Linked DNA regions of Homo sapiens: all the other regions are linked to region 3. Evidence: chromatin loops called from intact Hi-C (ENCODE). Cell type or tissue: PC-3. All regions are shown on one strand. Links, peaks and the distances in the headings refer to the core of each region. The heading gives the core; the rest is flanking DNA. Region 1 has its middle 370 kb from the start of LINC02378. Region 2 has its middle 420 kb from the start of LINC02378. Region 3 holds the start of LINC02378 (long intergenic non-protein coding RNA 2378).

What was found. Peaks named below come from ENCODE experiments on the same cell type or tissue, not always from the same donor. Only the 100,000 strongest peaks of a DNase experiment are listed, where the experiment ranks them.
Region 1: a loop joins it to region 3, with 11 times the contacts of the local background. A loop is called at or near these places in 3 of 110 quality-filtered maps.
Region 2: it touches region 3 in a loop (8-fold over the local background); 3 of 110 quality-filtered maps call a loop at or near these places.

Annotation. Positions count from the first base shown.
Region 1 is chr12:17,210,715-17,221,491 of GRCh38, reverse strand. No RefSeq gene overlaps it. Among named protein-coding and RNA genes, the nearest start is that of LINC02378, 370 kb to the left of the region's middle. In PC-3, for the core only: a CTCF peak has its summit at 5,550 (motif pointing left); no DNase peak of the experiment used is centred there.
Region 2 is chr12:17,158,932-17,169,708 of GRCh38, reverse strand. No RefSeq gene overlaps it. Among named protein-coding and RNA genes, the nearest start is that of LINC02378, 420 kb to the left of the region's middle. RefSeq lists an enhancer at 8,884-10,777. In PC-3, for the core only: a CTCF peak has its summit at 5,480; no DNase peak of the experiment used is centred there.
Region 3 is chr12:17,583,281-17,594,057 of GRCh38, reverse strand. LINC02378 (long intergenic non-protein coding RNA 2378) reads left to right here and starts at 4,980. Exons shown (of 5, transcript NR_146522.1): 1 at 4,980-5,064; 2 at 7,773-7,827; 3 at 9,536-9,596; 4 at 9,691-9,835. It overlaps LOC124902888 (a long non-coding RNA gene), which reads right to left and starts at 4,869. Exons shown (of 2, transcript XR_007063231.1): 1 at 4,675-4,869. In PC-3, for the core only: a CTCF peak has its summit at 4,869 (motif pointing right); a DNase peak (open chromatin) is centred at 4,897; H3K4me3 peaks cover 667 bases.

The sequences.
Region 1 (10,777 bases), core at 1,691-9,690, 370 kb after region 3:
ACAGACATCATAGAAAAGGAAACTCAGGAACAGTATGAAAAGGGAAGGTGATGTCCTTATAAAACTAACAGGATAGTCTGTGCTATAATGACATAAACAAAAAGTAATCACAAAAAAACTGCAAAGAAAAACAGCCAGTAAAAATTTAAAATTGGTAAAAAAGACTGTAATGTAAAAGAAAATACAGAATATAGTAAATTCTTATGCTTGAAGTCTCAGGTTCTTTATATTCTCTTATAGGCAAGAAAAAATAACTCCTTTAAAAAAATTTGCTAAGCCTACATCAGTGTTGCAAAGGACAAAAGTTAGCAAATTTATGGGGGAAGAAAAGATCGTAGAAATTTTGAAAGTGAGCACATTAAGCAAGGCCTTCAGAGAATAAATGTTATAAGCAGTGCAATGTGAAAATTATTGTATTGCTCTTTATAGAAGTGAAAACCATTTACCACCCACCATGTCATTTTTGATGCAGAATCACACTTTGCCTTGTTCTTTTTGACTCAAAAATAATTATCCCCTGTGTTTGTTACAGTAATAAAGATAATAATAATTTGCTCTTATAGCATACTTTTCCAAGTTTAAGCACTTTAGAACAAACTATTCCACACATCTTTATAAGATCCCTGCAAAGTAGGTATATAGAGATAAATGGCCATAAAAGATGAATAAAGGAAAATATTTTAACCCGGAGAGTTGGATTCTTATTCATCTTGGTTTTCTGAGCCAGAGAAATGGAGTTTGCATCATGAATATAGACTTGAAATTCTCAAAAGATTCCAAATATTTTTTCCTTGATCTTTGAGGTAAATGGTGAACATTTTTATTGCTTGAAATTTTATCCTGACTTAAATTGAGATATAGTATCGAATTTTCTATCTAATGGTATTTTACTGAAATACATTTATAAATGTATTTATAAATAAAAATACATTTATTTCAAAGGATTTTGGCATAGCTATTAGCATTGTCCATACTTTAAAAATACCAGCTCATTTAATATGCATGTGTTTCCTCATTACAGTAAGTTTCATGTGTTAATCAAGGCCAAGAATTAATAGACATTTGTAGTTGATGATTTTTCGGTATATTGCATTTAACTATTTCCAAGGAACTTATAAGTACAAGATCCCTTTATAGGCAACGTCAAGTCGTCTTTAATCAACACATGAAAAAATGTTCTGCTGCTGTCTTTCTAAAATAGGAATTAATGATTAATGCTGTTGAACCTACATTGGGAGTTTGATTAATATATCCTGATGTCTAAATAACTTAGATACATTTTCTAAGACTTAAAGTTTCAAGTTCATTCACAAGTTCAAAACCTTGGGAATATGCTCAAATATGTGAAAAATTCAAAATTTAGTTGAATTTACTAAATCCTTTTTTATCTTGTGAAATATAGTAAATCCAATTGTTTGTCTCCTATAAGTTAAAATAAAAGAGTAATCACTAGCTGATTTATATTTATAAATACTGTAAATTTGTTTTAAAAAATGTATCATTTCTAGCCAAAAAATTGAAGTTATATATTTTTTTAACTCTTTTGAGCCAATGTATTTGTGCTGAAACACTTTGTATCGTTATCATTATAATCCAGACAAATGGTTTTAAGAATATCAGAATAAAGTATTTATAGGTATGCTTCCTTATTATGGCTTCATAAAGAATAAATTCAAAAATTAAGGTTATTTCCACATTAGCAAAATGAAATGTACATTTTGCAAAATGCCATATACTGTTTTGCATATTAGACACTGTTACAGCTCTCTTATCAAACGACATTCATTATGTCCATGCTGCCAACCTTATCAATTACATTAGATGGTGAAAACAAACCCAGGTCTTCTCATGATGATATAGAAATGGGTACAACCATATTCTAAAGTGAGGGGACAAAAAGCAGTTGGAAAGTATAGTAAAACAGAGGGGCTACATTCATTCTTTTTTTGTACAATTGATTGACTCTTTTTTGACAACCTTTAAATTTTAATATCTTTAATATTTTTGCCCTCTGTTTTCAATTCCATGTGTTAACATCAGGTAAATAGGTAGACAAATAGATGATTGGTAGATAGACAGAAAAATAAATGGATGGATACTCACGGTGGGGTAGGAAGTGGGGAAAAGGGGAGAGAGGGAAGAGAGGTAAACAGGGAGAGATAAAAACAGCCAAAAATTTAATCTGAAGAGACATAGTAGAAAACTGATCTGTCATCCTTATTTTATAAATTAGAAAACTGAAGCTCAGAGTAATTAAGCATATTGCCCAACATTACACAGCTAGTATGTAGTGGAGTCAGAACTGTGTGCTGATCTGGAAAGCATGATGACTGATAAATAGATTCATGTTTAGATTATCCCTCACACTGAATATGAATAGCAATCACTAAGCATGTCAGGATTGAAGATCCACTGCTTATTTTCATACATTTGTAAGTCATAGAAAAATAAGGATACGAACAGACACTTCTCAAAAGAAGACATTTATGCAACCAAAAAACACATGAAAAAATGCTCATCATCACTGGCCATCAGAGAAATGCAAATCAAAACCACAATGATATACCATCTCACACCAGTTAGAATGGCGATCATTAAAAAGTCAGGAAACAACAGGTGCTGGAGAGGATGTGGAGAAATAGGAACACTTTTACACTGTTGGTGGGACCGTAAACTAGTTCAACCATTGTGGAAGTCAGTGTGGCGATTCCTCAGGGATCTAGAACTAGAAATACCATTTGACCCAGCCATCCCATTACTGGGTATATACTCAAAGGATTATAAATCATGCTGCTATAAAGACACATGCACACAGATGTTTATTGTGGCACTATTCACAATAGCAAAGACTTGGAACCAACCCAAATGTCCAACAACAAATAGACTGGATTAAGAAAATGTGGCACATATACACCATGGAATACTATGCAGCCATAAAAAAGGATGAGTTCATGTCCTTTGTAGCGACATGGATGAAACTCAAAACCATCATTCTCAGCAAACTATCGCAAGGACAAAAAACCAAACACCGCATGTTCTTGCTCATAGGTGGGAATTGAACAGTGAGAACACATGGACACAGGAAGGGGAACATCACACACCGGGGACTGTTGTGGGGTGGGGGGAGGGGGGAGGGATAGCATTAGGAGATATACCTAATGCTAAATGACAAGTTAATGGGTGCAGCACACAAACATGGCACATGTATACATATGTAACAAACCTGCACGTTGTGCACATGTACCCTAAAACTAAAAGTATAATAATAATAAAATTAAAAAAAAGAAAAAAGACTAAATATAATGAAAACTGTAAAAAAAATAAGAAAGGGGGATTCTAATTTAATTTAATGAAAAAACAGGAGATGTATACCTTTTAAATTATTGAAGATTAATAGTATATATTTGTAACCAAACATTTTCAAATAAATTTATTAACATTTTCTGTTTTATTTTGGATGTTAAATTACTCACTTGCCATCAAACAAATTGTCTGGAAAGAAATTATATCTTTTTGTAAGTTTTTCTCCTTTTCACCATCTGAAAATTCAGTTTTAGAACTTTATAATACCTTTTCTCATTGTTGAGCCTAATTAATTTAAAACTTCTCTCTTACTGTTAAACAGTCTATGATCACAAGATGGTAGGGTTACTTTACACTGTGATGCCTCCATTGCCATATATGCACTGTTTCCCTTTCATTGTATAATAGTGGGCTAATAAAGTTCATAAGTGGGGAGCTTCAGGCTAATATATGGTGTATTAGCCAAGATTTCTGGGTGAGATCATCGACTAAATCTACCCAAGAAATAGTGTAACCCATATGTAGGTTTTATAAATACTGAAAATTGATAAAATTAGCCTCATGTTAGAGAAAGTGCAAAGAAAACTATTTGCCTGGTAGTATCATAGCTTTCATGTCCTTAAGCATTTGTTTCTAAGCTCAACTGTTCTAAAATAGCAGATGTAATGCCTGTATTTCCAAATCTTAAAAAAAAAAAAAAAATCAGTCAATTGTTTGGCTTCACATATTGGAGTTGTTAACTAGATTCAACTTTCAGATTTTGAGATGATGTCTTTGATGATAATAAATTAACACATGGGTTTTATATCTTGCAGACAGAAATACTTCCATATTTGAAAAACAAAGGAAAGATCTCAATAGCAATAGGCAAATGTCTTCGGGAGTTATTTTTTATATAGTCACTCTTTCTGGATATAAACACATTCTTGAGTTACCAACAATTCATAAATTATGTATGCCACAGAGCTAAAATAAGGCAACAGTCTAGAGTGGTAGATCCTGTAATCTAACCATTATGATAAATGGACATCATTGTATTATAAAGGATGTCTGTGTTATTGAATATACAGCATGAAGACACAAAAGTTTATCTTTCAAAAAATCCTAAGTTTCAAATCAAAGAGAAGATTATAGGCTTGACTCTTAAAAAATTCTGGTGCCAGTGACTTGACATCCGATGAAGTACTGCGTTTAAAATTACGTGAAATAAGAACAATGAAAATACAAAAATTTGATATGGCTTCAGCTATGTCAAGGTTCTTATTTAACTCTGGGCTTCATGAAGTCTGCTCTGTTTATGGACAAAGCTTTCTGGCAAGCGAGATGGCAACTAAATGGTAAATATGGTGTTCTTTGTAGAAAGCCTTATTATCATTGACCAACTATATAAAGAGTTTATGTGCTCATCACATCATGGCACAGATGCAAATCAACATTTCAAAGAGCCAGAGTCATTGTTCTCTGACGTTGCCCAGTTCAGACCATCATTCAAGCAAAAGAAATGAGACAGCTTAAGGGGTTCGACAATTTTCAACATCACAGTCGATTCCAAAGATGGTGTCTGCTCTAACAAAGATCTGGACGTCATTTTAGCCAGTGCATTGATTGTACTCAAAGAGCCACAGTGCTGCCCTCGGCTGTGGCTATGAGATAAGAATTCTGGTTAATAAGAACAGTTCTAGGACAGGCACAAATGAGATTACAAGACAGAGGCCCAAGTTGTGCCAAAACTCAAGCTGACGGTTTTGTCTTCAGCTGTCACAGATGGGATGGCTTAAAACATGCATACCACATCATCTTTAAAAAATTGTGAGAAAAAAAAAGGTTTTCAAGGACAAAATGTTTTAAAATGACAGAGAATTTGGACTTAGAGAAAAAGACCAGAGAACTAAACCTATTACAAAACTGGCACATTACAGTGCAGGATTTTGGCAGGACATATTTATAACAGATTTCATGCAGGGGATGGAATCCAAAAACTACTCCTCCCCTAATTATGAACTGAATTTGCCCCTCTTTAAAAAAAAAAACAGAAGAAGAAATAAAAAATAACTTTATTTTTGGATTACATGGAAATTTGAGAGAAATCAGCCCAGCAGGATAGATTACCAACTGGAAAATTTGGAAGGAATGTATGGTCTGGGATTTCGGGCTCCAAGCTGGTGGACTCTGAATTTGTCACAGAGGTTAGTTCTGTCTCCAAAGGGGAGCCAGGCATACTGTACAAGAGTACCCCCTGTTGGTTGATTGGCCAGAGAACATTGGCAGTGCCTGCTGTGGCAGCTGCTCATTTAAACTTCTACCCTGAAATTTGCTGAAAGAAAAGCAAGAAAGATTTGAAAGAAGGAGCAGGGAGGAAGGAAGCAGGAAGGATGCTGTAACAAGGGAAGGCAAGGATGCGGTTTTCCTTTCATTCTTTTGTTAAGGTCAAAAAATAACGGAGATTATGAAAGATAAGGGACAACACTGTGAATAAATCGCACCGAAAGGCATTAAATCATTGCGAATGCCAATGTGTTCAAATTGTGGCTTTTGTTACCATAATTGTAACTTTGAATTATTACAGTGCAAGTCAAATTATCGCCCTTCTCCAAAAACAGTTTTGCCAAGTGATTCAGAGGTCATGGAATATATTTTTATGCACAAAGACAATAATATTATTTTATATTTCTCAGCGATTCAGGGAGGGTCGGAAAAATTCCTCACCCTTTTCAACACTCAATGAATGTTAAAAAGCAAGCTGAAAATTAACAGAATTCTAAGAGAAGTACAGCTACCCATGAAAAACATGACTGTGACCACAAGATAATTCTATATTGGACCTTGCACTTTTGGTCAGTCTGAAGCTGAATCAGATATAAAAGGAGACCTCGAAAGAAACAAACAAAAACAAAATAACTCCATGGTGAGTGCTTACTGATACCCTCTGGAGTCTAGTCCTGCTGTTTTAATTTCAGCAGTAACGTGCAATTGTAATGAAAATAATTCTACCATAAGAAATCTAAACAGTTCTGTGCTGAGATGGAGCATTAGCAAATGCTGGTAGAGTCTGAGTCAGATTTGCTGTAATCTTTACAGAGAGGATACACTGGGGTTCTAAAAGGTTAATGAACCACTTGTGGTAGACCTTTCCTTCACATTTTAACTCTGTTTTATTCCTGATAGAACCATTAACTTCTACACTAACCTTTCTACTTGTTACTATTACACACATTCTAGCCACTAAAGCTTTCTATTGATTTGTGCCAGTGAGGTTTTGTAAAATGTAGCTTTAAATACATGGTTTCTGCAATTGTGTTAGCATCAGCCAGTGTGTGTGAAGACGAAGATTAATTCTCTGGTTTTAATTATTTTCTATATTGTCATTCAAGTACTTACTCTTTTTTCATCATTGTTTTGCATGAGGAATTTTCTGCAAAGCTTTCACATTGATGCTTTTTAAATTTTCTGGAAAACACAATTTTATTTCTTATTTTAAATAATATGTTTAACCTGAATATGTTAGAAGGTACATAACTTTATTTTCCTATTGTTCGATAGAAGTTTCCTAACATTTCAGTTACTGTGTGTGTGTGTGTGTGTGTGTGTGTGTGTGTGTGTGTGTTTTGGAGTGGGAGATTAGAAACAGATGAAAACAATGTATATAAGTAGACATACAAATAATTATGTCATGCTAATTTTTGTTTTGAAGCCCACATAATTTGCTAAAATAAATGCATCAGATTCTTAAATAAAAATATTCAAGGCTGAATTTGGATATGTGAAAATCATGTCAAAAGTACAAATTTAGTATACCTCAAATAAGAATACTGCCAAGAAGAGTTAGCTTTGTTATTTTAGTATATGTTTTCTCCTCTATTTTGATAATGTTTTCTTGGTTTTGTTATTTTTCTTATTTTAAATATCATCTTCCAAAAATAATATACTTCTTCTAAAATACTTTCCATCAATTATTTGTTCAGTAAAGATATTATCTTCTAATTTAAAGGAAGTAGCATATTAAAGTAGCAGGTAACAACAAAAAATTATTAATCCACATATAGTATTATCTTATCCCTGAATCAAAGAACAAGCATTGTTTCAAACATTTCACTAATTCAAACTAATTTAAAAAAAATTATCCTATAATAAAATATCCCATGGTTAAACTTCAGGGCAGAGAAGTACTCGATAAATAAATACTAGCATAATGGCTACTAAAAGAGATTAAGAGGTCTATGTAGACATAGAAAATTACTAATGTCAATTTTGAAATTAAGGTAAATCAAGTAAGAAAACTAAATTCTTAAATATATAGAAGGGGATGGCCTGGTAATTAGACATTTAGATTATTTGGAATAATCTCATTTTTTAAAGAAAATTTGTTTAGTTTTAACACTTGCTATTAAAAAACTTTCAAAATATTATCCGAAGACTTCGCTGATTCTGAACATAAAGGTTACAGTATCATTTAGCATAATTATTTTAAGATGACTGAGAATATTTTAGTTTCTCAAACTGATAATAATGTATATCAGTTGTCTTTTTTACAACTTATTATGAGTTTGAACATTTGAGAGTTTGAATTAACCAGAATATAGCATGTATATTTCTCTTACTAAATATATTAATATATTTTGTATTTTGTCTTTCCCTTAAAATTCTATTAATCATAATAGAATTATATCTAACATATATACTCAATATATAAATATGTATGTAATTTTACAAATATAAGAGTATTATGAACATTATAAATAAGTAGATATACAATATACACCAAGATCCCCAGACATAGTAAGAGGCTGATCACATTGATAGAACCCATTTCCTGTGATATTTTCTCAGTCTCTCCTTATATTCTGATATGTATGTGTTTGCATAACTATAAATAATTCTGTGTGAATCCTCTCAAAGCACCTCAAATACAATCTGTGTGTGTTTGACTGCAAAGTAGAGGCATCGGTTTTCCTCTCAAATATACCCCTTTCTTCTGTTTTCACCGTATCATACACCATTTCCTCACAAAAATTACCTTAAGTATAATTCTATATTCATTTATTTGATGACATAGTAAATGCATTGTTCCCATTTTATAGTATAAGCTCAAAAGACAGCTGGAATCATGCATGTGTAATTTATCATTATAGCTAATATAAATGAAACACTAATTATATAATTTTTAAAGGTTAGATTAATTTAGTTTAAAGCTAACACCACCAAAACTTGGGGGAGGTGCTCAATACTACGTAATTTGAGGTGATAATGTGTTCAATAAAATACACTATTTTATTATCTTGAGCTATTTTGTTAAGTCAAATCTTCAGTGCTTAGTGTTTTGTGTGTTTGTTTTTTGTTTATTTTTCCAAATCTTATTTTAGATTCTATATTTATTTAAATATGTAGGGCTGATTTAATATAATGTTTATCCTCAGACAGCTATTCCAACTTTTGGTATCTAAGTATAGATCCTGTAGTACTAAAAAAAATATAGAGGAGGAAACAAAATGTATCAACATAATGTTGCAAACTAAATTATTAAGAACATTTTAAGTAGAAAATTCATATATGTGCATATATACATGTGTAAATATGTTTATACAAAACAAACAGATATCCAGAGAGAGAGAGGAAAGGGAAGAGGGGGGAGGAAAGGAAGAAAGGAAGGAAAGAGAGAGAAAGAGCCTAAGAATATACATCCTAGTAAGACAGTAATTTGGAATCCGTAGACATCACAACTAACAACTTAATTCAAATAAGAATAACTGAAGACACCCAATAAGAGGAAAAATATTTATCATATTAATTCTTTTATTTTTATTTGCATATGTAACACTTAGAATCAGATTAGATCATTGAAGATCCTCCTGACAAGATTATAAATCTGAACACTTGGGTTTATCCTCACTCCTTTTAAAACATGATATCCTTGCTCAAAACTTTAATATTTTATCTTTTTATACAAAATATTAGAACTCTTGCCTGATGTCCAAAACTGTTAAATCAATCATGAAAATAGACATGACTAAAAAGGTGTTTTCATTTGTGAAAACAAATTTGTGGTCTAGATTTTTAATAGAGTTCTTAGTATGGTTAAATAATTAAATAACTGTGTGTGTGTGTGTGTGCGCGCATGTTTGTTTTGCAATAAATAATTATTAAAGACTAGCACTGCTCAGCCGGGTGTGGTGGCTCACGCCTGTAATCCTAGCACTTTGGGAGGCCAAGTTGGGTGGATCGATCACAAGATTGGGAGATGGAGACCATCCTGGCCAAAATAGTGAATCCCGTCTCTGCTAAAAACACAAAAATTATCTTTTCTGGCCAGGCCCTGTGGCTCACACCTGTAATCCCAGCAGTTTGGGAGACTGAGGTGGGCTGATCACCTGAGGTTGGGAGTTTGAGACCAGCCTGACCAACATAGAGAAACCCCGTCTCTACTAAAAATACAAAATTACCCGGGCATGGTGGCATGTGCCTGTAATCCCAGCTACTTGGGATGCTGAGGCAGGAGAATCACTTGAACCAGGGAGTCGGAGGTTGCAGTGGGCCAAGATCACACCACTGCACTCCAGCCTGGAGACAGAGTGAGACTCTGTCTAAATAAATAAATAAATAAAGACTAGCCCTGCTCATTTAGTTTTCAGTTAGCCATGATACATGGAAAGCCTATTTTTTAAAGAACGTTGAATGAATTTTATTACAGCACTTTACAGGCAATTCCAACCATAACACAGCATGACACTGTCAGGTGTGCCGTCAGTCCAGCATACACACAGCAGCAAAGATGACCAAGGTGTAGGACCGAAGCCTTCCTTGACTATTGGTTATTCTACTGAAAGACATGAGGCCAAAGTATAAGAAATTCATGTTAACCTTAGTGGAGACCTGCATAGAAATAGGGATATGCACTCTCAGTTAATCACTCTTGCCTCTCTGCCTTTCTTTTCTGTTCCATTCTTGTCACTCGAGTTGAGGCTCTAATCCCTAAATATGTGAACTACCACTGTTGCCTTTAATTTCTTATTAACTTTCAGAAAATAAAAAGCCAGTTTCTTAACCATAACCTGAAAGACCTCATATGATCTGGCCTGCTGTTATTGTCTGGCCTCATCTCCTCCTAGTCCATCTCACTCCCCACACTGCCCCCCGCCAGACACTCCTCAACATCCTGACTTCCTCACGCCTCTGGGATTTCCTCTGGATGTGCCTTTGCCTAGAATGCTTTTCCACCAGATATCTACATGGTGAACTCTCATTTCCTTTAGGTTTTTGCCAAAATATATCTTCTCAGTGAAACCTTTCCTGGCCAACCTATCTACAACTTCAACTTTCCCCTACCCTTGATATGTCCTATCTCCCTTTCTCTCTTTAGTATTTATTTCTATCAATTTGTTATATATTATATATATCTACCTTGGTAAAATCTAAATGTTTTAAGCAGGAGGTGATAATGGACCTATTGCCAACAAGGTATCTTGGATCATCTGAAGAT
Region 2 (10,777 bases), core at 1,432-9,431, 420 kb after region 3:
CCATTGCTGGTTAAACATAACAATTCTTATCTGACATGTGACACCATCATAGCATGTTGTCATTCATTATAGGGTATTTTTGTTTGTTTTTAGTTAGTTTGTTTGTTTGAGACAGGGTCTCACTCTATCACCCAGGCTGCAGTGTAGTAGTGCAAATTCAGCTCACTGCAACCTCTACCTCCTGGGCTTAAGCAATCCTCCCACCTCAGGATCCCAAGTAGCTGGGACTACAGACACACATATCGCCATGTCCAGCTAATTATTTTGGTATTTTTCATAAAGACGGTTTCACCATGTCGCTCACACAGGTCTCAAACTCCTGGGCTCAAGAAATCTGCCCGCCTTGGCCTCCCAAATTGCTGAGATTACAGGCGTGAGCCATAGTGCTCAGCCCAAAGTAAGTTTCTAATAACATTTTCATTGCCACATTTTTCAAATAAACTACTTGAGAATTATTTATACATTTATACTACATGAGAATTATACATTTATACTACATGAGAATTGTTTACACATGTGATTGTCATTCTTACATGTGCAGCTGGCAATAAATAGAGAACTGTTGCACAAAGAAAGTTCTGACAAGCTTTCTTTCAGGATATATTTATTTCAAGTTACTTACTTGTGGAGTTTTACACACACATACACATGCACACACACATCACAGAATCTAAAACTATGGATTGCCATCAGCATCTCCCCATCTCCAAAATGTTTCATTGTAGGCTTTGAAATTCTAACCCCTCAAAATTCTATCTGGTGCACAAAGAAAGCTCTGACAAGTTTTCTTTCAGGATGTATTTATTTCAAGTTACTTACTTGTGGAGTTTTACACACATACACATGCACACACACATCACAGAATCTAAAACTATGGATTGCCATCAGCATCTCCCCATCTCCAAAATGTTTCACTGTAGGCTTTGAAATTCTATCCCCTCAAAATTCTATCTCTCGTAATGTGTAGATGTTTTTCTCAATGTTGAATAACTCCACCAAGGAATTGAGATGACCAAGAAATAAGGAAGGGTAAAATCAATGCACTCTCTTTTTCAGAATAGAGCAGACATATATGTGAGTCTAAGATATGTATACGATGCTGTTTATTTGGATTCTTCAATGCCTTTTAATGAGCTAGACACATTCAGAATGCTTCAACCACCTGCTACTTCAGTAACAATGTATGTATTTCCAGATATTTTCACTGAGTAGCAAAGAGTTACAGGGCACCAGGGTGAAAAAATTGGAAATTGATGTTCCATATTCTAGTCTGGGAACAGGACGGCTGTTATACAAAAATTTTAAGCTATATGTGTGTGTGTGAGTGTGTGTGTGTGTGTACACACCTTATATATACCTCTTGCTATATATATACATTATATACATTATGTATATTATATATAATCTGCGTAATATGTATCTGTATTATACATATATCTATTCTTTAATATTAGATCATGGGAAATTAAGATATGAGCAAGCTACTCTGAATATCACAATATCAACAAGCCTCATCACATGATTTTAAAAGGAACTAAACTTAGTGTAACTATATGAGGAATATTTTACCTCCTAAGAAGCTTCATCTTTTATGTTGTTGAAGCCAGAAGCATTATATTCACAGTTTCAGAGTCAACCTGTGCCTGGATAGATATTGATCTAAATCAGTTTGGTCTGGTAATATTATCTCTCTTGTGATATGGTTTAACTTTTTACCATAAGAGATTTCCTCCAACCTGGAATGCATCCAGTGTTCAGATAGCTAAAGGGAAAAAATACTGAAGCAGCTACTTGCACCTACAGGCTACACCTACACACTAAACTCACTACACAGTCAGCTTGGGTGAAATTAGAGAGAAAACTGCCCAAGCGTGTCAAATGTCTAAGCTTTAAGACCCGGGGTGGAATGAAACAAAAGAGGAAGGAGTCCAGGGGTGTTTTAGCGTAATCATGCTGGCTCATGCCGCTGAAGGAACAGCTGGGATTGAGAACTCACTGCTGTGAGGAAACTTGCAATTGTATTCCCATCCCACAGTCACCAGTGGACAGGTAGGATGTGTGTGTGTGTGTGTGTGTGTGTGTGTGTGTGTGTGTGTGTGTGTGAAATGTTCCTGGTAAGAAAGCAAAAAGAGAGAAAAAAATTCAATACCACAGAAAGTAATATGTTTCTCATTCCTTTATTATAAATGTATGGTATCTTAAATATCTCTCAGCTCTCTACCCCTTAAGTTTCACTTTTGACAGCTTGCTAAATGAGACTGTGTGGTGCATAGCATTCGAATACCCTTTTATTCAATGTGAAATTCTATTAGAGTATTCCAGAAAGTACTAGTACGATACATGGAATCTGTTTTTTTTTACATGCAATATACATATGGAGGATAAATTGTTTTTGGTAAATACAGGTAAATTCATGAGAATTTTTTATACAGGTGAGTGTCACTCTTTATACCAATGTATGTTATTGTTGTTGTTTATGTTTAGTGTTTTTAGTGCTAGGAGGAGGTGGCATCTGGTAATTCAAAGCACTGGATGTAAGCCCAGGTATCAAGGCAACATTGTACTTTGTTTCCTTACATTTCCATGGCCCCATTTTGATGGCTTTTCGATCCATCTCTATCTCCATTTGCAGATTTAGCCATTTGGTAAAACTGACTGACAGCAAAGTCAGGCACATGAGAGAAGACATCAATGGTACTTTTTGGAAATAAAACATGTTAATAGGACCTAAAACCCTATAAATGACACATCATGTATCTGTTTACCAGATACATTTATATCTATTGCAGAGACTGGAGTTAGAACTGGATAGGTGGAGAGGGCATAAAGCTATACACCTCAATGGAAGGAAAATAACATTATCTGAACCGCTTTCCAAAATGAGAAAAAAAAATCTACAAACAAGACTCACATGAGATATTCCTGCAGAATATTACCATGATATTTGGCCTTCTGTAATGTAACTTATAACAAAACAGTAAGTGGTTTCTAACATTGGTGACAGATGGTTACTTGAACTACCAAAGTTGGTTATGTTATACATTAATTACTGTAAAAGATGTATGACTAAATGGTACAACTCAGACATTCCACACTTCCATACACATATTCATATTTTGACCCTTAGCCCAAAGTCAAATCAGATCATTAAGAGATTTGTATAATTTCTAGTGTACTAGGAGTTATTTTCTTCCTTTCAATTAGCAGAGCTACCCATGACATTCTGGATGAAAACCTCTGTACTAGAGAAGTAAGTATAACATAAGTAGCTAAATTGGTTTGCATAAGGATGCTGCATCTCTAGAAGTGAATTTCATTCTAGAAGTTTTAGTATTACTAGGCAGATATGAGTTAAAAATCTGATTCTAATCGAGACCATCCTGGCTAACACAGTGAAAACCCTTCTCTACTAAAAATACAAAAAATTAGCCTGGAGTGGTGGTGGGTGCCTGTAGTCCCAGCTACTCTGGAGGCTGAGGGAGGAGAATGGCGTGAACCCGGGAGGTGGAGCTTGCAGTGAGCCGAGATCGCGCCACTGCACTCCAGCCTGGGCGACAGAGCGAGACTCTGTCTCCAAAAAAAAAAAAAAAAAAAAATTTCATTCTAGGCCAAGCAGCTAAGAGGAGTTGGGTATTTTATTTTGTCTAACATTTCATTTTGCACATTGGTGTATACTACCTACTTCATAGAGTTATGAGTAAGTGAACAAATGCCTGCCAGTCATGGAAAGTATAGCTGCTGGCACACAGTGAGAATTTAGTCGATATAAGTCATTTTTTATTCTTTGTCATTATAACATAATTATAGTTATTCAGAGATACCTACACATTTAATACACATTTAATTGGCTTATTTGTCCTCTATTATATAATCTATTTAATATCTATAAAATACCCAAGACCTGGTAGACACACCAAAATACAGAAGTATTAATGTAATACATGTAAATTCTCAACTTTCTCTCCCTTTAAAAAAATAGAATCTCAAGAAATTCTTAGAAGTTGTGGATTAGATTGAATGAGCTAGCAGTTGAATTATTTCAAACCCTTATGCATATTTAAAACCAATGGACCAGTTAATTATTGTATTGCAGCCAAATTTACTAAGTTTCTTTTCAAATGACTGATTTAATGTGTGAATTTTTTAATTAAAAAATAATTAGGGAAAATTCAGTTAAAATAGAAATCTCTCAAATGCATTCAGATATCCAAACCAAAGCAGTAAAGCCTATAGATTATGCACACTGATTTTGATATCAGACAGACCTGGTTTGAATCACAATTTCATCACAAATGAACTGGTGGTTTTGGAAAAGGAAAATTTATGTTGATTTCTTCTGCTGTAAAACAGGGATAATACTGGGACAACCTCTTGTCCCCGTATTGCTTAGCATATCTCAGCTCATATTAAGTGTTCAATAAATATTATTTATTGTTGTTGCTATTGCTATTGTTATGTGTGTGATACATTAATCTACCTAAAAAGAAGATTGATTGCGTTAATATATCAGAACTATATTTAAATTAAATTTAAATCAACTTAAAATATTTCTTATCTGCTTTCAGTTATTCCTTGATATCTATTTATGGAGAATTGCTTGTGGGACACCTGTGGATACCAAAATTAGTGGATGCTCAAGTCCAGTAGAAGAAATGGAGTACTATTTCCATATAATCTATGCATATCCTCCCTTACACTTTAAATCATGTCTTGATTATTTATAATAGCAAATATAATGTAAATGTGCTATAAATAGTTATTATTCTGTACTTTTTGTGTGTACTTTTAAAATTGACTTATTTTTAATTTTCTTTAAATACTTTTGATTTGCGGTTGGTTGAATCTGAGGCTATGAAAGCTACAGACGTACTCAGAAATACACTATCTTTATGATGTCTTTTAATTTTCATAGTGTACTTTGAATACACCATTACATCTGCTTTGAATATATTTTTATAGAATTATGACCTTTGAACTGTTGGACATTTCTTATTTTCTTGATTTGACAAGTTCAGTGTTAACAGAATGCCTGATCAGGTTTCAGTTTTAAAAGCCATCTCTTCAGGTAAGTTTTCTCAGACTATTACATTCAAAATAACAACTTATTTTGCACTTATTTATTGTCAACTCCAACAGATTATAAACCCCATAAAGAAAGGGACACATTTTGTTCACTAATATGTTTACAGAACTTAGTTACCTGGCATTCAGTATAAAAAATACTTTTTTGTGGAATGAATAAATGAGGTAATCATATATAATAGACTTGCAGTTAATAGAAAAGGGGCTCACAAAAGACAGAATTTTTATCTATACACATTTTTTTTGGGTTATGCTGCTACCTTGACTTTTAAGAAGATACACATTTTATTCTGATGAAACTTATGAAAAAGAGCTAGTCAAAATTTTGTTATGAAAATATCTCATATACATTTAAAAGGGAGAAAAATATTCACAATGCCATACCACCATCTAGGGATAATAATAGCTAATAACATTTATTGTGCACTTGCTTAGTGCCAAGTCCTGTGCTAAGCATATCATTCACATAGTTATTCTATTTTATGTTCCATAAAACTGTAAAGTACAGGCTATTATCATCATCTTTTAGATGAGAAAACTGGGATACAAATGGAGTAAGTAAATTTTCAAAGCTACATAATTAAAGTGGTAAGACAAGATTTCAAACTTAGAATATTTACAAACCTTAGCCTTTAACCCTATATTATGATGTTAAAATATTTTTGCCTATTTCATACATTTGCAGACTTCCTTGCAGTTTATTTTCGAAGCTATGTGGTTCCTTATAATAACAATTCTGAGCATTCCCTTCTGAATTATGTATCCTTCAACATTGCATTTTTAAATTGATACTTTTTAACAATTCCTCTTTTTGCAGGACACTGAGATTATTTCCTCTTTTGAGAACTGTAGTGAGGCATTGGTTAGTTTATCAGGGTAGTATGATTGAAGCAAAGCCATTCGCTATATTAAAAGAGTATGAGCATTTTTAAAAATCTCGGTTTTTGTTGCCAAATGTTTTTGAAATGTATACGTTTTACCTCTGGGATCATTGTTTAAAGTACCTATTTTATATGCCTTTGGTAGTCTTTTGGCATAAATATTTTTCATAAATCATAGTTTCAAAAGTGAAAAATAGTGTCTCAATATTTTAGTTTTTATGTTTAGCATGGTTTTTATACCTTTACTGTTTTTCAAATTGTTCTTTTTTAAATTGCCTGTTTCAATCCTTTCCCAACAGTTTTTCTTTCACAGTTACTTGTTTTCAATTTTATTTATGACAGTAGTATTTCTCCATCATACAGATTAAATTTTTTAAATTCTAGCCCAATTGTGGATTTTACTTTTGTTTACTATATTTGGTGATATGCAGAAATTGTAGCTCATTTTTTTTATGTTATTTCGGTACTTAAAAGTTCTTCTCTAGGACAAAATCTATTCTACTTTTATTTATGTCTAATATATTTAATTATTCAAATATAAAATCTAGTACAAATGTATAATTATTGCAATTAATTATTTGTTACATCATCATGTATTGACATATATATATTCCCTAAGAGATTTTAATGATATCATTTTTATTTGGACAGTTTTATGTATGTGGTTTCCTGCTTCTGGGCTGCCTATTTTGTTCTTTTGATCTTTATGTCAATTCTTTATTAATAGTCCCTTCTTATTATCACTACAGTTTTATATAATCTACTATCTAGTAGGCAGTGTCTTTTATTTGTACTTTTTTTCCAGAATGCTAATAGCCTCATTAATTTTCCAGATGTGCTCTAGAATTATTTTGCCAAGGTCCAAATAATCTCTACTAGGGTTTTAATTAGAATTGTATTCAATATGTTCTTCAATGAAGAATAATTGACACCTCTGAAATATTCAGAATTCTTTGGTGTCTTTTTGTCAGATTATATAGCTTTATTCATATTGCTTTTAATCATATCTTACCATATTGGTTCTATGTATCTTATGCTGACTTGTATTTTTAAGACATAAACTGGAACCAAACATAAGCAGTGGTAAAACTCATAAAATTTCATAACTATAGATATTACATCTTAATCATGGAAATGATGCCACCCAGAATTTAATTAAATGTCAGTTTATCTATATGGTAGATCACACATAAACACTTTTGCCTCCACCAACACCAATCCCACCCACATACATTGGATTGAACCCAAGTTTATACAACAACTCATCTGCTTCTTCACTATTTCAAATCCCCATGGAAACAGGCAGGGTATCAATTTTAAACAATAACCCATAAGTGTGAGTTTTGTCACGCCAAAGTGTGGCATAAGATATGAAAAGTGGTTTGAATCCTAGCCTTGTATTTACTAGACTGCCCTTCATAAAGTTATTTAATATCTGTAATTTAATTTTGCTCATCAGTCAAAGCAGAAAAGTAATAAATCTTAAGTCATAGGATTGTGGTAAAGATTAAATGAGGTAATATTTGATTAAAAAAATGTCTGGAGTATAGTAAATGTTTGATGCAGATTGGATGTCATTACCTAAATGCGGGTACTTAGGTGAGGAGAAAGGGACACAAAGCGTATGATACCTTTCTTTTAAATCAAAATTCTAAAGGCTAGGCTAACCGAACATGCAAATCGCTGTCAAAAAAAAAAAAAAGACACCCAGTATATAGCATCCTTTTGCAATAAGTTCTTTTAAGAACATAACAAATAGTGCTATCAACATGAAAAGATAATATGGAGAATTTTGCACTGAGGACTATTTCCTAGCTGTCTCCTCCTGTTTGATTAACTATTAACTTTAAGTCAGTGAGAAGAACCTTTGACTATCAAAGATCCATAGGCATGGAAATACTCAAGTCGAAGAGAAAATTATAACTCAAAGTAGTCATATAGTTTTTCCAGCCCTTGTCTAATTTTATAGATAAGGAGTGGAATCTTGGAATAGAATTCTCTGAACTTCTTGGATATCTATCATATTTAGGAAAAGACTTAAATTTAAACTTAAAAATTCAGCATATGCCTGCTATGTATGTAGATATATATATATACACATATTTATATTTGCAAGTAGTATATATGTATAACTGTACTAATAAAATATCCATATTATAAAACATAAGCATAATGCTGTTTAAAAAACAAATAAAATAATATTTTTACATGACTTTCAAATCCTAATGCTTCACAGGTATTGTTAGTTGATAACTCATATTAAATATATTCTTAGAGTGAGGTTGACTGTTACTGATATTGGATTCAAATGCATATTTCAAATAGACTCCCTGTTATGTATAAAAGAATTTATTTAAGTTTTTTGATTACATCATTTTTTTTCTTCTGGTTTTTCCTTTTAATCTCTTAATGTAGAAGATAGGGAACTCATATTCAAAGTAGAGGCATGTTCGTTCTGCATTCTGCATTTTTTTATTATTCTCTTTTGCATACATATTTAGTATTACCTCATTTGTATATTGTCTTGGTAAAGATTTTCTCCAGGCATGTTTGTATTTTGTGAAATTTTATTAATTAAAACTAGGTGCTATAAACCACAAATTTAAATCGGCACAAACAAACTGTGATTAGTTGAAATATGTGAAAAGTGAACTGAAGAATGAAGGCCCCTGATAACCTCTGCCTCCAAATGTGGAGTACCCCCACTCTTCCCTCAAGTACTCTACACCGTGTCTGACATCCTAGCCAAATGTGGTTTCCAGTGCCATTCCTTATGCTGAATATTAGGAATGCTAAATGTTTTTCTTATTTAATTAGTTAAAAATCAATTTGAGCTGATAAGAGAAGTTTTCCTATTTCCTATCCAAATCCTAATAAATCCTTGCATATCCCACAATGCTAAAAATCGATTGTCTATTTACATTAGGCCATTCTCCATAACATTAAAGTTTTCCAGTTTTATAATTTGTATTAAGATTTAGAAGTTAAGAAATTCTAGCTACTAGGGACATACCTCCACTCAAGACCTCTGTGTGTCTGACTAGCGAAGGAAACGTGTGGCAGATGGGTGCAGAGATCCCACATTCTGCCCTTCTTCCAGAAGCTTTTCTCACCTCCAAATCTTTTTCTCCATTAAAATATATTCAAATATAATTAGTGTAACATTAACATGGAGGAAATTTTGTAATTGCCAGTTGTTCTGTAGCCATGGTTACATCAAAGATTTATAGCAAGTAACTCCCGGCTGGGCACGAACAAGCAGTTAGCAGGAGCAGCAGTAAGAAAATGTTTGTGTGCACGTGCAGGTGTGCTGACGTGAATGTTTGCCAAAAAAAAAAAAAAGAAAAGAAAAAAAGAAAGAGAATATTCAGTGACATTTAAGGTGCTAATATCTGGAAGTCAACCTTTAATTTGACAGCTTTTAGTGCTAGTTAATTTCATTCATCCAGGCGAGGTGTAGAAAATTTGCAGCACCTTTAAATTATCACGTTTTTCCACACTGCCTCGGGCCTATGTGGAATACCTGAACCATACTTTTTTTTTACCTTTTTTTTTTCAGGTCAGTTGAAGTAAAACTTTCATTCCCTTTCTCAGACAATTAATCTTTAGCTAATTGAAGCAGGGATGCTGCAGGATGGGTTTCAGTGGGGCCTGTAAATCTCATTTAGCAAAGTGAATTCAAGGCACATGCTGCACCTAATGATGTGACAGGTGGACTGCACCGCAAGACAGCAGCCTCGGAAAAGTTGATTCTTATTAGACCCGCAGAGTCCTGCAGTCAGTTTTCTGATGGCTGAAGAACACTAATCGCATCTGTTTGCTACTGGGGTGGGTGGGGGGAAGCAGGGAAGTTGAAAGGGGGAATGTGAAGGGAAGAAAATAAGAGGAAGGGGCAAAATTATCTTCTATTCTTTCACGAGTTAATATCCTTGACTCCTGCCCAAACACCAGCAGGTCTACCTCCCACCAAGCGATCAGCCTCCGTTCTGCTGACTCCAACAGGGTGCACCCTTTCTCTAATTAACTAAAATGGCTATGGAAAGCAAAGGAGGCCTTGTGTTGGGTGAACCAATTATTTTGAAGGGTATTAAGTCATCAGATTTACTTTTATCTTGATTGCATTGTGGAAATCGTGCATAATTAATGGTGGGAGCTTATTAGGAAAATGATTAGGCAAATTACACAGGTGTCGGATGCATTTTTTATGATAAATTTGCTAGAACAATCCTGCAATTCCATCTGTTCAGCTCACATCAGAATGTCACTCTGAAGAAATTAATGGTGCAGAGTTATACAAAGTTACTACAAGCTTTGGTTGCAGATTTAGGTAAGCTATGTATAAATATATAAATATATAAAAATATATATAATTATATAGCAATTACTAACAAGTTTTTGATGGTACAGCTCAATAAATTTCTTATTTAATCCTGAAAGTAAATGATATTCAGATGGAAACAGAGAAGTAGAGCAAATGTAAACCTCATCTCATCATTTTGATGTGTATGTAAATAAAAATAATCACAAGCTATAATAGCTCTTTGCTTTATGTAATGACTGCAGATGAGACACCAGCTCACTAGCAGCATGAATACTTGTTTTGTCCCAAAATGTCCAATCTTACCTGCAGCTGTTCTCATTTTCAATTTTCTTTCAGTTTTAAATGTAATCACCTTAAGAGTCGCAGTTTATCTGAAGCCTTTTTATAAGCAGTGTATATAGTATATCCATATAAACCAATTATTTACTGTCTGAGAAACCAACTTCCTTTTTGAATGCCAGAAGAAAGTCAGATAGGAGACTTGATAGGAGCT
Region 3 (10,777 bases), core at 1,207-9,206:
ATTTATTTGTACCATTAGCTGAGATTACTCCTTAGATCAATGTGCTGCACATTTGCCATTCTAAATAAATGCTCATTTGCAAATGAATTTGGTAGAGAAGAAAAGTATTTTGTTGGCTTGCTCTGTCAGCATCCACTATTGTGCAACATTATTTTGCAATAAAGGCATTGAATACAAACAACAACAACAAAACTAAACTAAGAGAACTTTAAGATCATTTCAGTCTTCTATTTAATTAAGCAATTTTATTCTACTTCTAAAATGATGATGAGTAAGATGATGCATTTCTATTAAGTATACTCTTTTGAAGGTTATTAGTGAGAGCTGGTATCTGCTTGAGGTATCTAATTTTTCTATGCCACTTTCATTTTTCTTCATTCTCTCTATGCTGTTCATTATATCTGACTCAAAGATGATTTGTCATGAATGTTACTTTTAAATGATTTAGGATTTTCTTCTCAATGAAATTTTGAGACTGAAAGTTGGTTCTTTGCTTTTTATCCTCATAAGATGTTTTAAAAAACTATCAGTTATAACTGTTTTCTAGAAAGATTCATACTCTAAGTATAAATAACTAGCTAAAATGTGTAGAGTTTATATGTTGTTTAAAGTTAATAATGTTATTACACCTAGTTACATAACAATAAAAATCATGAGATAATCTAATTTTTATTTTTTTCTAGTATTATCTAAATTACATAAACATTTGTTGGCTCAAAAGTATATAATCTTTCTAAAGATTTTTATATAATTCACTTTCTTAGTATTCACATTAACTCTCATTTCACTATTTATCTATTTCAAAGTCCTTAATTGTTTTTGAACATACAATTAACAACTTCACCCCTGTGAATTATTGTAGCATTTTCTATTATAATTAAAAGTAAACATATATAACCAATAACTAGTAGAATGTCAATGCAAAAAGTACCTTAGAACTAGTTTTACTTTCAATTTGATCTGGAATACCTGCCTATATTTGAATATGCATATTCAGATATTAACTATATATAAAATGTCACACTTGCTTTTATTGTTGACACTAGTATACTAATTGGCTATAAAAGTACCTACGTGATTGTACCATCAATGATGAAATATAGTTCATAGGGGCTAGAACGGACATAAACTAGATATTCTGTGATTTGGTTTTCCAAAGCCCAGACCTGACACCAGACCCAAAGCAATTAAAAAAAAAAAAAAAAAAACCTAGATTTGAGCTGAACACCCAAACTAAAACTACATCCCAATGCACCATTAGCCGTTTTCTTAACTTTCTGTTTCAATCTAGCCCTAAGGGCAAGTTCCTCACTGTGAAAAGTGATCAAGTGATTATTTCCCAAAGGCTTTAAATGAGGTTCTTTATAGGCCCAGGAAAGAGGTCATGTGGGCCTAGTAAATTGTTAGATAATGTGCAGCCAGTACTGAAATGTGACCTCAAACGTAATGTGGGAAAAGGCGGCCAAGAGGAGGAAATGAAACAAACTGATTTCCAGAGCCTAAGAGTGTGAGAAACCAGTATAAAGCAGTAGACCCTTTGATTGACTTTGACCCTGCACATTTAGGAGGAGGGCAAATACGACACTAATAAATATTGAACACTTAACATATGGCAATCACTGGGCCAGACGACTTATTAACTGCAGAAAGAACTATGTAATTTATGTGCCCCGTGGAAAATGAAAATTGGGGGGCCCTATTCAAACATTATTAAGAATTTCCATAGAGCAACAGGAGAGCATTAAACTAACTGCAGGGCTCCTCTAAGCACAGGGTGCTGTGCTGTGTGTGTAGGCAGTTCCCATGTCCACGAAGCTGGCTCTGATGGTTTGTCACTGGTGCCCTCACAAATGCTCTGTAGCATATTCTATTATCCCTCTTCTATGGTTAGAAAACTGAAGCTTAGAAATATCTATTATAATTTTCTCAAGTTTACACACCATGCAAGCGACAAAAACAGGCATATATAAAAATAGCCTGTTTTATTTTAGCAGGTGATATGTTTTAAAGGCTCATAAAGCACAGTAGAGGAATTATATACACCATCTTAAAAATATGTATTTACTGTTCATACACTGTTCATTTCTGATCATCTCTTGATATATTCTCATATATATCAATATATGAGAATCTCATATAGCATAGCAAACACACTTCCCTCTGCAAATGCCCTGCTAATACTTTTCCAAATTAGAGTGTGGTTATACATTCAGCGGATAGAATACTGCACTACAGTTATGATAACGAGAGCAGTCTTTGAGTTTTTCAGCATTGGTATACAGTTAGGACTCCATTATCAGCAAAGACACAGGACTAGAATGGTTGAAGCTGAAGATTCAATGGACTGCTTCATGGATGGTCCTCCAAAAGTTCATTAATATTGAAAGCCAGTGTAATTACTCTCACAAAATCCCATGATACTTGCAAATCTTATTTTTTTTTTTTTTTTGCCAATTTTTCATTTCTGTTTTGTAATAGAGAGGTGGCCTTTTGCCCACAGGAGCGCACCCCGTGAATCACCAGCACTTGCACTGTGCCACGGAAGGGGAGCTGCCATATTATTAATTTTTTTTTGAGGAAGGTAAGTGAGAAAGGACATGCTGTAAATAGCATGTGACTTCCCTCTGAACAAATTAGGTCCTGTGAATTGCATAAGTGAGCAAATCTAATTTTAGTGAACAAAAGAAGCTGGGAGATGCTGAGTGTAATTTTTATGTAAAAATAAGAAGTCTCCAAAGACAACTCTCTTTAAACAGATGAATGCAAATTACCAAAGTCATCCAAATAGAGAAGGTTGATTTATGCATTTTCCATTGTATCCTTCAACAAAAAAAGCTTTTTCTGTTTCCAAATAGTATGCATTTGGGGTAAAGTTTCACTTTACGCACCAAGAATGGCTGAGAGAAGAGAGCTCCAAAGCAGTCATGTAGAGAAATTGTTTCTCTATCTTTTTTTTTCTAGAACACAGCTTCTGCCAAATAGTCTGTCCAACTGTCTACTGTATCCACTTTTAGCTACTTGAATTTTAATTAAAAGTTTCAATGTTATATATCAGAATATATGATTAATTCTCCATTGGCACCCTATGTCTTCAGCAGAGGGCAGACACGATAAGAGAAAAATCAATTCTGCTTGAACATAGCTGCTAAATTCCCAAATCGACACCAGCCATTTTAGAAGATGGGTCTTATTCCATCACCCTCACAGCATTGTCAGTGCTTACTAGTTTAGTTGTAGCTTTCAGTGCACAAATATCTTAAAACTGCCAGTGAATTGTTAACTACTAATACAATCCTTAGAGGATTGTCTGGTTCAAGACAATGTGCTACTTGTATGGTTTTCACTACTCCTACAGGGTTTCTTCTTCTCCTGTCCTCTTTCCAGTATGGGCCTTTCTAACAGCAGCTTTTATAATCTATAGCAAGAACAAAGGAGTGTAATTCTCTCTCTTTATATATTCCTGTATGTGTGTGTTTGTGTGTTTTCATCCATATACCCATATTAATTCAAGAAGCATTTAATGAGTGCCAGCTACTTAAACCAATCATGCTTCTAAGAACCGAGGATCTTTCAGACAAAATCTCTTGGAGCTTAAAGAGTAGCAAGTGACATTTGTTGTTAGTAAAATAATATTTTTAATTACTTAACTGGCAAATTTTTGTCACCCTAGTACTGTGCTTTCACCTTAAAACCCAGGCTTTCACCATATGTGATTATTTTGGAGACCTTCTCATGGTATATGCTTCAAGTTTTTTGTGACTTTCTCTGTTTCCCTTACATCTAGATTGCCTTTTTTTCCTTTTAAAATGTGTAAATAAAATGTCCCCAATTCTCTATCTTTATTGGTTCATAATTTTAATTTTAAAATAAAACAGCTTCAGTATTTAATCCTGTAACTTACATGAAATTCATTGTCCACCTTCTCTCAAAAGATTTTTAAGGGTAACTAGAATCTTAAATTTCCATGGTTACATCTCACTACATTCCTTTTACCTCTGAATTTTCAGTATATATTTTTGTGTTGAATCCTATGGATCCTAGCCACTTTCCTTTTTTTTTTTTTTTTTTGTCTCTTTACTTATGGAATTTGTTATTTCTCCTTCATTTTCTAAAGGTTTTTTCAAGGCTTTAACAGAAGTTTGGGTATAATTATTAAGAATCACTATAGTATAAGCACAGTCTAGAAACCAATTAAATTTTCTCTGTGTTACATATCAATTTGGTAAGGACTATGTAATTCCTGCCATGAGGTGGAAATACTGGATTCTTCTCTTGGCCCTAAGTTTCGTTTATTGACCTGTTGTTGGTCCATCTCTCTAGAACTCTCGGCTGAGCTTCAGGCCTTACATTCAGTATGTATTCTATCTCATTGTTGGCATTTCAAATGTATCTCAACTTCATATATCTAGACTGAATTCATCATCTTTCTTTCCAAAACAGGCCTTCTCTCAGTATTTCTTATCTAAGTAACTTTGGTAATTTTGCCATTTGTTTATTGCTTAAAAATCAGTAACCCAGTCCAGTCTTAGAACAATGTTATCTTCAATGCAGCCCAAAATAAACAGAAATTAAAATATTTTAATCTTTAAGCTCTTTCAAATATATCAGGTGCTACAAGTACATTGTTAAATAAAATAGATATTTAATCACTGGAGTGCATTGGCGCGATCTCACCTCACTGCAAGCTCTGCCTCCCAGGTTCAAGCCATTCTCCTGCCTCAGCCTCGTCACCCAACCACTAGACTTCAGAATCTCCCAGAAGGTTCTTTTTTCTTCCACAAATACATTTTCTTTCAACCAAGGTGTCCTATTCTGACATTGTCTCATTTTACCCGTATTGTGCTTATTTCCTGCTCTACATGCCTTGTCCTCCAGGAGGCTCCAGCTAGTCACTATGCAACACTCTTGCTCCATTGTGATGAGGGAGCGTTTTTCTTCTTCTAATGCCCGTTGTCATTTTGTTGCAGTATCTGACTTCAGCGATTTGTCTTCTTGTCTCAATAAGTGTAAGAAGTGGGTAGAGGATGGAAAGGGAGAAGAAAGGATTAAAGTTAAGCCTGAATGGTAAGAATCCTCTCTTCAGATACCCATATGTAAATAATGTTTGCCCCATCAAATGTCTGTGTGTCTTTCTCATCATTATATGTTCTTTTAAATTGGGATTGTGTTTCTGAAACCTCAGTGACTCAAATGTTTGCTGAATGAAGTAGCAAATGTCAAATTTCTGCTGGTAGGCATGTTCCATTATTAATTTGCTGCGATGTGTATTAGTTTGTAGCTCCAATATGTGTTTTTGAGTCTGAGAGGAGTTCTTTATTTGATTTTTGTCTTGTAGAAAACAAAACAACAACAAAAAAACTGTGACTTTTTGTTCTATTTTGAATCGAATGTAATAGAAAGCAACTCACTGCCTCAATGTATCTTCCCTGACATCTGCCAGTTTCTCTAAAGCTTACAATGAGAAGGCCTCTCTCAAGGGTTTTAGATATTTTAGATTATTTTGAGATCACATGCATATAAATTGTATATAATGAAACATAGTTTAAATACTTTAAAAGTATTCTACTTTCAAAATTGCAAAATAAAGTTGCTATTCCTGAATCACTTGGGAAGATGTTGAATAGAGAGGCTTTATGTATTAAGTATATTACATACTTATAAATATTTTAAAATCTTTTATACATTGAAATATATTAATTATAACATTATCTTCAAAATACCAGAACACAGGAACTTAGGAGTTAAAATCGAGGGAAATTATATTCTTTACCTACTCTAATGTGACTTAATTTTGCAAAAGTATGTAGACAGTGGGAAAATGTTCATACTTTATGTGTTATATTAAAGAGGAACCATGGGGGCATATTAAGTCATATATAGGTGCATATTTCCTTAATGTCAAAAGTTCAAATAAAATATCTAATGTATGTACTTTTTAATATTATTTTACTCCAGAATCTCATTATGTTTCATTATATTAAAATAATGTACTGCATTTTGTTATGTGATTTGTGTTTTCTGCTTCCTGTTTTTCTCTCAAATGTGTGAAAATGCTTTGTGTCACTAATTTTATCTTCATTCTGATGTCTCATTAGTAGGTATTATTTTCAAAGATATATGTTTTTGTATGGAAGTAAAGATGTAAACTATTCACTTCCCATTGTTTCTAAAACATCGTTATCGTCCATGTTCAAGCAGAAACACATTGTTTAATTGTGCTAGCAGCATTTGCACAAAAAAGCTTCAACCCCCAGCTCTTCCACATAACATTCTGAGGATTTCATGGCCCCAGTTCTCCATTTTAAAAATACAGTTAGAGGATAATTTTGATACCTTTCAACCCTTAACTTTGACAAAGAAAAAAAGGTATCACTTAACCATTTTGTTGATATTTTATTTGTACTCCCTTTTCCAAGAGGAGTTAAGTTAGATAAAAAGATCAGCAGGATAGGCCTCCAGGCTGAGGCTACCCAGGATTGGACTCAATGTCTGGAAATCACTTCTGTGATTTTAATATGAGTTGAGTTTCTGATCAACAGTTTTGCAGGGATATAAATGTCACACATTGTACATGACACCCCCCCCATGTCAGCCATTATAAAGATATTCTATACTGCCAATATTTTAACATCAATTAATCACTGTACTTCTAAATGTGTTGAGTTGGTTTTATTATGTTCACAGTGTACTGATGATTTTATTTATTCAACAAATGTTTATTAAGCACGTAGTACAAGTCGGTCACTGTGGTAAGTTTTGGGACAAAGCTTCTTACCTCATATGCCTGATACTATAATGGGTAGACACTAAATAATAAACAAATTAACACAATAATTATAAAACAAATACAACATTGAAGTGTAAAGTGGCTGGCAAAGCTAATTAAAGCTAACTAGCAGTAGCTTTCACATAAAGATCATAAAATATATTAAATAGTGGGTTGAGCTATATTCTCTACCAAGAATATAAGAAGCCGAATCTTTTGAAAATTAAAGAAGCACATTAGGGAACGTGGCTGTAGGAGTGTATTTAACTATCCCAAGGTACAAATAAGTACAAAGAGAAAAGGTTCTTTTTTAATAGACTAAACTAGATTAAGAAAAAAGTTTCAGAGATATACATTAATAATCAATATGTATTATTAATATTTAATTAGCTTACTTGCAACTGATGAGTTTGTATATTGTCACCTGAACAATAAAAAGACAAAAATGAGGGATTTCATTCGTATTTAGCTGCCAAGAAAATCTTTTAGACAATTTATTATTTTTGATGGTAGAAAAAAGGGAAGGAAGAGGCCGGGCGAGGTGGCTCACGCCTGTAATACCAGCACTTTGGGAGGCCGAGGCGAGTGGATCATGAGGTCAGGAGATCAAGACCATCCTGGCTAACACGGTGAAACCCAATCTCTATTAAAAATACAAAAATTAGCCGGGCATGGTGGCGGGCACCTGTAGTCCCAGCTACTCGGGAGGCTGAGGCAGGAGAATGGCGTGAACCCGGGAGGTGGAGCTTACAGTGAGCCAAGATCGCGCCACTGCACTCCAGCCTGGGCAGCAGAGCTCAAAAAAAAAAAAAAAAAAAAAAGAAAAAGAGGGAAAAAAAAAGGAAAGAAAAAAGGGAAGGAAGAAAATGGGATCTTTAAAGTCTGAAAGTTAAAGTTGGTTTGGGGGACAGTTAAGGAATATATATTATTGATCATGTTTAAATCTCTCTACATTTTTATCTCCAATTTACTTTGTTGTTCACCATAATATTCTCTTCACTTCTAGTTTCATTCTCCACCTTAACATGACCGCATCTACTAATAGCCAATAAAATGAATTGGTGAGTTGTTTTGTTTTTATATCATTGGCTTTGTGGTCTTTTCCTCTGTTCAGGCATTAAACAAATTACTCTTTCACAGAAACCATTACTTTATTTTCTTAGTCTTATTTATATTGATTATGAAATAATCAAATTATAGTATCAAATGGACAAAATTTAATTTTTTTAAAAGGCCTCAGACATATTCACAATAAGAAGGTGTAATTAGTAAATCTGCAAATCAATGGTATATTTATGCAAAGTTGACTCAAAACGGTGCTTCCATGTTAGAGAATTAATTATGCAAGTCTTCGTCCAATCTGGGCTCATTCTTGTAGGACAGTAACAAACGCTACCAGAGTTCACTGAAGCTTAGGACTCTCTTTTTAAAGATATTCGAAGTCGTTTGGTAACATGAGAATTTAGAATGACAATAAAAATGACTCATTGAAAGGCAAACAATATTAGAGATAAACCCTTTTTTGATTTAAATAATTGATAAAATGTATGTGATATATTAGGCATTCTAGTATCAAATCCCAATCATTTGTCATCAGTTGATTGACAGACACTTAAAATAAAATTATTATACCTGTGTTTAGATAATAGGTTTATTCTTGTTCCCGGTTCACATCTTTTTTGTATCTTGTTTCTACCTTAAACTGGTAAAATTATTTAGTTTTTCTCTTTCATCCAAAAGAATTGTCTACTTCTAGAATCAATTATAATAATATATAATATCTAATATTGGTATCTAATAAAATGTTTATAATACAGAAACATTCTACATATGAATAATTCTTAGAACATCTCAATAAAAGAAAAATAATTCTAAAACTTTATTAATGAAGAGTCATTACTTTTAAGTAGAATTAATCCAGTTTTCTCAAAATCTATTCAGAAAAAGCATTTACAGCTTGTCAGAATTAATTTAAGCCTTACTTGTATAGTTTTTATTTTTTACTTGTTTCTGGTTAATATGCCTGAAGAGCTGAGATCCAAAAAAATAATTTCTGCCATAGAATCAGAAAAAACAAAACAAAACAAAACTGGGGATGAAAATCAAGTGTAGGCATTACAAATTAACTTTCTTGACCATTTAAAGATTTTAGATAGTTCTTAGGAAATATTTAATTTTGAGTAGAACGTTTTGTGACTAGGCTTACTAAGATAGTTAATTTTTTTAAATCAGAATAACTAGATCAATTGCCTTGTTGCCTAAAATCTTAAGTTTTTTGGCCAAGCTGATGTTGGACAATTTTTTCTGCCAATTTTGAATAATAGATGTTTACTGCTTTTTTAAGCCCCTTCTAAACCTATAGCACCAACAAGGAGATTATATTTACATTTATTTATTTAAATTCAGCCAACATTAAGTGAGCTTCCACTTTGTGGCTAGCATTGTGTTAAGTATCTGCAATACAGAAAAGAAAATAATTACAGTCCATATGTCCAAAAAACTTATAGAAATTAAAACATTTTATTAGTTACGTATGGCTGTTTAACAACTCACTCCAAAAATAAAATGACTTAAAATGACAATATTAATTTACTGTAGCTCATAGTTTCTGTGGGCCAGAAAATCAAGAGTGGCTACACTGAGTAGACCGGACTTGGAGTCTCTCATGAAGTCACAGTCAGATTAGGCTAAAGTGTCTGACAGTGTCCATGTAAATGGCTAAAATGTTAATGATGGTGTTTATGGAGTTCTTTGCTTCTTTCCTCCTAGGCCTCTCTACTGGGCTGCTTGACCTTCCTCATGACATGGCAGTTGGTTTTTCCCAGAGCAGATAAGTCAAGAAATCAAAACAGAAATGACATTGGATTTTATGACCTAGCCTAAGAAGTGAAACATTATCATTTACTTTGTATTCATTTTATCACACAGGAACAACCATGATTCAATATGTGAGTAGGCTATACAGGAGACAGGAACCATTGGGAGCCATTTTGAACACTCTCTACTACAGGATCAAAAGCAAATAATTACAAAACAGTACATCAATGCAACAATGGCATTATATGTAAGGTAAATACATAGGACAGAATAATAAAGTCATAACTGAATATGAAGACATGATAGAAATTCTAATTAGGTATTATACTGGAAAAATATAAATGTCCTCAATAAGTTGAAATAGAGTATATGTATGTTACATTTTAGAAGTAAATATTATTTGTTTTCTATTCAATACTTCACTACAAAAATAAGTTAAACTATACTGTATTGCTAGTTACAGAAGTAAAGGTTGAATACAATTTCTTTAGTACAATTTTTTTAGATTCTTTATTCTAGATCACAAAAACTTTGACAACTTTTTTTTTATTTAAGAACATAGTGCTGAACATATCTTTAAGAGCAAAAAACCACAAATTATAATTTGACAAGAAATAGAATGGTGACTGTAATGAATCATTTTCTTACTGCCTTGTTTAATGTTAATAAAAATTAACTAAATAAAAGCTGAAAATAGCTTACAATTCAACACTTGTTTGAAGGAACAGGATTTTTGTGATCATCCATTATACATCTAAATGACTTCTATTGATACATATTAATCAATACTGGGCATATTAGCAGATTGTGTCTTTGGAATAACTTCTATACCAAGCCTAATATTTTTCTGATAATCATTGATGCAATTAATACATTCAGATGAAAAGTTTTAAAATAATTAATACGCACTTTTTTTTTTTTTTTTTTTTTTTTGAGACGGAGTCTCCCTCTGTCTCCCAGCCTGGAGTGCAGTGGCGCGATCTCCACTCACTGCAAGCTCCGCCTCCCGGGTTGACGCCATTCTCCTGCCTCAGCCTCCCCAGTAGCTGGGACTACAGGCGCCCGCCACCACGCCCGGCTAATTTTTTGTATTTTTAGTAGAGACGGGGTTTCACCGTGTTAGCCAGGATGGTCTCGATCTCCTGACTTTGTGATCCGCCTGCCTCAGCCTCCCAAAGTGCTGGGATTACAGGC